Linked DNA regions of Homo sapiens: region 1 is linked to region 2. Evidence: chromatin contacts called from ENCODE Hi-C data. All regions are on one chromosome and are shown on one strand. The core of a region is the stretch at or near the end of the contact, and the rest is flanking DNA. Distances in the headings are between cores, read along the strand shown. Region 1 holds the start of TRMT11 (tRNA methyltransferase 11). Region 2 overlaps TPD52L1 (TPD52 like 1).

What was found. A loop is a pair of places that touch in the nucleus more often than their neighbours do. Pooled maps may share reads with other maps.
Region 1: a loop to region 2 is called in a pooled map, with 5 times the contacts of the local background. The contact joins the promoter of TRMT11 here to the enhancer-like site in region 2. A Hi-C loop is called at or near these places in 2 of 168 maps with a recorded cell type or tissue (CD4-positive, alpha-beta memory T cell and naive thymus-derived CD4-positive, alpha-beta T cell) and 8 of 50 pooled maps.

Annotation. Positions count from the first base shown.
Region 1 is chr6:125,984,830-125,988,372 of GRCh38, reverse strand. It overlaps TRMT11 (tRNA methyltransferase 11), which reads right to left and starts at 1,833. Exons shown (of 13, transcript NM_001031712.3): 1 at 1,751-1,833. The coding sequence starts at 1,822. RefSeq lists enhancers at 950-1,779, 1,313-1,802, 1,780-2,610.
Region 2 is chr6:125,190,474-125,194,235 of GRCh38, reverse strand. All of the region lies in intron 1 of TPD52L1 (TPD52 like 1), which reads right to left. LOC100126584 (a long non-coding RNA gene) reads left to right here. Exons shown (of 4, transcript NR_149043.1): 2 at 3,572-3,627. Among named protein-coding and RNA genes, the nearest start is that of TPD52L1, 39 kb to the right of the region's middle. Within about 2 kb of position 1,800, at least 7 of the 41 ENCODE cell types and tissues checked have a DNase peak (open chromatin) inside an H3K27ac peak, as active enhancers do.

The DNA of each region.
Region 1 (3,543 bases), core at 584-3,083, 790 kb before region 2:
ACCAATTTCTTACTTTCCCTTATGCTCTAGCTAAGGACACTCAGTCTATCCTATCTCCCCTTCCTCACTTTCCAGTGATTACTAAACCAAGCCACCTGGCTTCTCCTACTAAAACTCAACATATTCGCTTTAGCAAAAATCACCAATTAATTATCTTCTAATTGAGACTATCAATGACACTTTTTCATTCTTTTCTCACTAAAAAGCAACTGCATTCGACATTTATCCATTTGTCCCTGCTTCCTAAAACTTTACCCTTCTGATTTCTGCGGTCTCACATCCTTCTGGCACTTGCCCATCTTCTTCATGGCCTCCTCCGACTTTCCCTTAATATCAATGCTTCCAAGCATCTATACTTGGCCCGCTACTCTTTTGACCTTATCCTTTGAGTAATTTCTTCCCCGCTCCTAGTTTTCATATGAAGAAGACTCCCAAATATTTATCACTAGTCCAGATCACTCTGCCATACTCTATGCATATTCATATATCCACCGCCTCTTGGTCATCTCAGGTTGATGTTACACAACCACATCAAATTCAGTGTAAACAAAATTTAAATCTTACATCTGCCTATGTTCTCTATTTTAAATGGAGACACTCCTACCTATATACACCCCAGGAGTCATACCTGACTGGTGCCCCTTTCCCACATATTCAATCAATCCAGCCTTAATGACTGTATGGCCTAAATATTTTCCCAGTCTATCCCATCCTCTTACTCCTTGCCCTAGGTCAGACCTTCTTAATCTATTAACAAGACTATTCCCACAGACTCCTAGTCTCTGGCTCAAGTCTTATTCTTTTCAAATCCATCCTCCATAGTGTTGTCAAACTGATTTAATTTTGTGGTCACTTTTTTACTTAAGGCTTTTCAATAAATCCCCCTTCCAAGCTCCAGGGTACTCAAGGTTTTCATTTTCTGGCCTCGATCTACTTCCCTTGCTCTCTTCTTACCACTCTGCCACATAACTAGTGATCCAGTAATAATGAACACCTTGTAATTCTAATTTACTGATTTATCTCCTTGGCCCTCTAACTCCTATTCATCCTTTATTTCAAGTGTCATCTCCTCTGGAAGCCCTCTTAAAGGCCAACATCCCCAACCCCTCAGGTAGATTAGATTTCCCTTCCACGTGCTCTCATATTTCCATGTGCATCTATCACTGCACTTACCGACGCTCTTTTGTCATTCTACGCCTATGTGTCTGCTCAGCCCTTACTCTAAACAGTAAGCTCCTAGAGGGCAGAGATTGCTTACATCATCGTTACATGCCCAGCGTACCGATCTTCGACTACATGCATTCTGAAAACGTTTCTTGAATAAATAAAACACTCTTCTCAACTTCTCCATCATCTAATCCCCACCACCATCCCCTCCACTGAGCTTGATCCGCAGATTCCAATACTTCAAACACCAGCCTGAGCATTTGTTAGCTGTCTCTATTCTCCGCTAGACGAAGAGCTCCGGGAGTGAGATGACCGGTCATATTCACCTGCCTAACTCCGGTACTTGATACACGGGCAAAAGAATGAAAAGTTTAAGCAGGCCGAGGGGTTTGGTCTCGGACTTCTCTCACACACACCCTCCGCCAAGCTCACCCCGCCCGAGGACTGGGGACGCGTGACCCGCGCAGACCAGCGAAGACCCCCGAATCCCAGCTTCCTCGGGCTATGCAGATCACCTCCACCCACTCCACTCCACTCCAGCGTCCTCTTCCGTCGGAAGTTCCGGAGGGCGCTACGGACTCACCGGCAGGCGGAACTCCAGATGCTCCTGCGCCATGAGGAGCAGATACCTGTTAAGGGTACACGACAGCGCCATTGCAGCTGCCCACCGTGCGCCTGCGCGGCCCGCGCTAGGTCCCTCTTTCTCCCTCCCAAAGCCCAGTCTCCACAGAGACAGAGCCTGAAGGGCCGGAAGCGGAAGCTCTGCGAGGCAGGCGCTATCCCGACGTTTCTCGCGCTCCGAGTCCGAAACTCCGGCCGCTGTGGGAGGGGCTTCCTCACCTGTGAATGCCTGGTGGTTAGGGGTCTCCCAGCGCTGGTAGCTGGTGAGCGGGGACGCGTGGCTTTCAGGAGCAGCCTGTGATAATAAGACAGTATATTTCCAAGTTATCGTTCCACTTGGAGTGTGCTTCCAGCTTTCTCTACAGCCCTTCAAAACCTGTTCTTCAAAATTGGACTGAAATTTCACCATTTCCTTGGAAATTTCACCATTTCCTTGTAGGTTTGTCTAACCAGCACAGCTTTGGGAACTGATTTAGTTGGGCCAGTCATTTAACAGTATATTTTTCGTATTTATGTAACAACTTTTCGAGAGCACATGCCTTATAACCCAATTATAATAAACTCTTGAGGTCTGATATAATCTTTTATGGTTCACTCTATTCTTAACAAAAACCAAAAGAATATCTTCCTCAAAGTAGGCAATAATTATTAGGTTGTGTTATTTGTTAGACTCAGGACTAAATCCACAGCCAGCCATAAATTAAAACTTGGAGAAAGCTCACACTGGCACAGATTTCATAGCAGATAGTTTATGAAATATATTTTAATTGCATATTCTATGTATATATGTGACTTTTTTTTTTTAAGACAATCTTGCTCTGTCACCCAGGTGAGTGCAGTGGCGCAATCATAGCTCACTGTAACCTTGAACTCCTGGTCTCAGGGGATACTCCTACCCTAGTCTCCCAAAGTGCTAGAATTACGGGCTCAAGCCCTCCCTCTGGGCTATTTCTGCTTTTGAGAGTACCGAGCCCTTTGCCCTATTAAAAATTATTTATTTTGCATTTCTCTGTGGTATTGTACAAGGTGCAAAAGAGTATGTATCTGGCATATCCCCAGCGGCATGTGCCAGAAACGTAGTTGATGCGCAGTGGTAGTGATTAAGAACATAGGCTGTGGTGTCAATATTAGATTCAAACCTCACTTCCACCATTTACCATGTATATGCTCTTAACCTCTCCGAGCTTGAGTTTTCTTTTAAAAATGGAAAAACACACTGCCTCCTGCAAAGGATTGTTACAAGGATTAAGTGGAATAATGTTCATAAAGTGTTGAATATAACATCTGGCATATTGAATGGGGCCAATAAGTGGCACTTGACATTTTTCTTAAGAAAATCACATGAGAATTTTTGTTAGCAAGAGATCTGTTTTTGTTAGGAATATGTCTCAAGTTCACTTGTGCTAAGTGACTCTGAGAAGCATAGCTGTCTCTTGACCCCAAAACTTCAGAAAAGGGGGTAAAAGTACTTTGAGACAAGAAAAGTTGTTTACTATTTGAGAAGAGAGGCCAAGGTTGGGACAGAAAACCAATGAGATGTTGGGGAAATGATGTGCAGTACTTGATATGCCCCATCCCCAGAACTTGTCAAATCTTCAGCAAAATTAATATGGAATTTTGATGGGGCAACTTTATAGAGAATATCAAAGAATTGCTGATTTTCATGCCTGGATTAATATGATGCTATATAGAGACAAATGAGACTACAAGGCCTGGAGAACCCAAATGGAATCAGGTGTCACTGATTTTTCACCC
Region 2 (3,762 bases), core at 551-3,050:
TCAGCTGGCATTTCTAATTTATTGCAAACTAGACGCTTCCAAAGGAAATGGAAAAAGTCACACCTAAAACTAATCCTATAATTAAGTAAAACAAAAACAAAAACTCAAAATCCACAAGTAGTTCCAGTCCACTACTATTAGAAACTAAAAAGCATGGGGCCTTGTCCTTTTATCAGCCTTTTGTTTTTTTAGAAAAAAAAAAAAAAAAAAAACTATTCAGAAGACTTTTCCACAAAATTCTCTATTTATCTGAATCATTATGATTGAAGAGACTTGATCTATAAATTGAACCATCAGTGTTAGCCTCAAGAAAAGCAAAAACCCACTGGGTTGTGAGCTCCTTGAAGCCCCGGGCCAGGGCTTCATGACCACCAAAGCCCCAGCTCACTCTGCAAGGCTCCTAGCAGTTGCTCAGTGAAAACCAGTTGCATAATGAATGTATAACAGCTTGCACTCTTACCAACACTGATGCTGGAATTGGGAGAGGAGGACATATATACACACATGAATTAATATATTTGTTTTTCATATATTTTTAAAATATATGCATATATTTTTCATCTGTATGTGTGTTGCATAGGTATCTTTTCATGTATATATTTTCATATTTGTAACAGGCATATGTTTTCCATATATATGGCTATTTTCTGCCCTTCCTCAGCACCCACAGCAGTGTGGTGGCCTGTGAAGTTCTGCCATCACAGAGAGAGCACCAAAGGCAATAATTCACAGAAAAGCTGCTTGGGACTTTTGCAACCATTCTTGAGTCTACTGGTTCTCAGCTATTTTCCCATCCCAATACTCCTGAAGGCTATGGCACACCCATGAGGAACAGTGACTCAGTGTGACAGCAACGGACACACCTCACCCCACCCTACCCAGAAAGCATATCAGAAGAGGGAGAAGGAAAGGATGAGGGAAAGGAAAGGAGAACATAAACATAAGCAGTTTGAACAAAAAAGCCCCGAAGTCCTTCTGCTATACCCCACCAGGGACAGGTCTTAGCCACAGCCTCCATCCCCCCAACTTGAAAATCAAGTATCATTTAAGTGGTTGGCTTTCAGAGTTAGAGGGGCCTGAATCTAGTCCTAGCAACACAATTATCAGCAGAGTGATCCCAGTCATCACAGTTAGCTTCTCTATGCTTCACTTTCCTCATCTGCAAAAGAAAGATAATAGTAACTATCTCAAATAGCTACTTGGAGGATTAAATGAGACTAAATTGTATAAGCTGTTGGGCACAATGCTTAACACATAAGGATAATAAATAGATGTTAGCAATGATTATTATCAACAACCAGCCCTTATAATTAAATGTTTGCCATGGAGGACATGGATGCTAATCAAAGCTTCCAAGAAATCAGGTGGGACATTTGTGATAGATCCAGCTGTCACTGGGCTTTATCAACAAGGTATATGTGCAAGTCAGGTGCAGATGTGAGACAGGTGAGTCCATATGGGTCCATCTGGGTGCAGACTCAGGCCCGCCACCAAAGCCGACCGTATGCAGCAAAGTGCTTGGTTGGTATTTGGAACCACGACTAATGTTCCCTTTTCTTTCTTGGTTCTTATTAATTCAGAAAAGCGGGCTCAGCCCTAGTTGGAAAGTCAACAAAGGGAACAAAAAACTGATGCTGGTTTTCTTAGGAATGAAGATGGGGCTCTCTGTTAAGGTGCTACTTCCTGCCTCAGGACTTGCGGGCAGATAAAATCAAGGGCTCTCTGGCAACAGCACAACCCCTGGTGGCCAGATGATGTCACTGCAGGTTTTTCTCCATTAAAAGAACATAGTATGAATGAGTCACATCACAGCTGCAACTCTGTTTCTCCTCCCCTGCATAGACTATGCTCTAAGCTACCAGCAAGTACATTCGGGGATCCTGCTGAGGCAACACCAGATAAAAAAAAAAAAAAGATTTTTTTTGTTGTTGTTCTCAAAATTCTGATTGCTGCAGATTGAACCCAAAGAACTTTATTCTGCTCAGGTCAGCCGGGTTCTGAAACTCTTGGCATTAAAAGCAGAGTGGGTGACAATCATAAACCTACAGTTAAATGTCTAGTGTCCTGAGTGCCAGGCTCATCAGGAAAACAAAAATTTCCACTTGTAGTCAAAGCCAACCTCAGCCCCTCCCACTATTCTCCTACAACAAAGGCCCTAAGGGAACAGTGAGGAAAGAACGTGGCTTTCTTCCCCCCTGGCATGCTACAGAAGCTATCGTGAAAGCTGGTGACTATTTAGTAGATATGTCAGGGTCCTTCATTCATAATTTTGTTCAAATCTTTTGATTCTACTTAGATTCTGCTTTAGAATAGCAAAGTCCATATGCTATTACACAGTATGAATACTGGCTCTTTTTCATTTCTTCTTGAACTTACCTTGTTAAAAAATAATAATAGCTTGTAATGACAAGGTATGTCAGTGCCCAATGAACAGAAGGGAGGGGGAGAAAAAACAGAGGTATCTGAAGGCCACTGAGGATAGGGAGACATTCCACAGTTGTTCACTTCTTCCTTCACTCCCAGCTCTCTCTCTCCTCAGATGATAGGGAGGTAAACATGCTTAGAGTTCATTTGGTCTTACACTCAGAATGTCTGCACCCTGTTTCTCTATTTTGATGAACTATATGCCAGGATAGCCAGCCAAGTAGAAAACACTGCCGTTCTTGCACATCTACAATGCTGCACAAGTAACATTTCACAATGGGTAGGTTCCTCTGCACTGTTTCAGTTAGAAGAAAGAACACAATTCACCCAATTTTAAACACATCATTATCCCTTCACCATTTCCTTTCAAAATCAAAGAAAAGGAATTAAGTCCATATTTTGATGGGAGCTGGAAAAAAACGTTTGGACTCTCCCTTCTTCATTTAGAAAAGGAAAAGCTGCCCCCTTTCACAGAAACACATCAAGCAAGTGGACAATGAGCGACATACAGGTGCAAATGCCAAAGGACAATTTGTTCTTCTGCAAAATCATTCAGCAGGAAATTGGGCTAAGAGTATTACTGAGAATAAAGAAAGCGTGGCTGGAACAAAATAAACAACAACGCAACTCCACAGCAAGAAAAGAAAACCCAAGATCAGCAAGGAATGATTCCATGTAAGAGAGAAATGTTAACTGTAGTTGTGAGGACAAGTGAATTTAAAATCATATTAAGATTCCACATAATGTTACACGATATACAAATCACTATAGTTAATATGTAGAGTCAAGACAACAAGAGTAGATGGTGCCATTGTTACCTTGATGTAGCAACAGAGAATGATATATTCAGTACAACATACTCTAAAGCAGGGGTCCCCAACCCCTGGGCTACATACAGGCGGTTAGGAACAAGGCCGCACAGCAGGAGGTGAGTGGCAGGCAAGCCAGCAAGGCTTCATCTGTATTTACAGTGGCTCCCCATTGCTTGCATTACAGCCTGAGCTCTGCCACCTGTGGGATCAGTGGCAGCATTTGATTCTCAAAGGAGTGCGAACCCTATTGTAAACTGCACATTGAGGGATCTAGGTTGTTCACTCCCTATGAAAATCTAATGCCTGATGGTGTCACTGTCTTCCATCACCCTCAGATGAGACCATCTAGATGCAGAAAAACAAGCTCAGGACTCCCACTGACTACATTAGGGTAAGTGGCATAATTATTTCATTATATATTACAATATAATAATAATAGAAATAAAGTGCTCAGTAAATGTAATGTTTTTGAGTCATCCCAAAACCATCCCCCAACCTTCGTCTGTGGAAAAACTGTCTTCCAGGA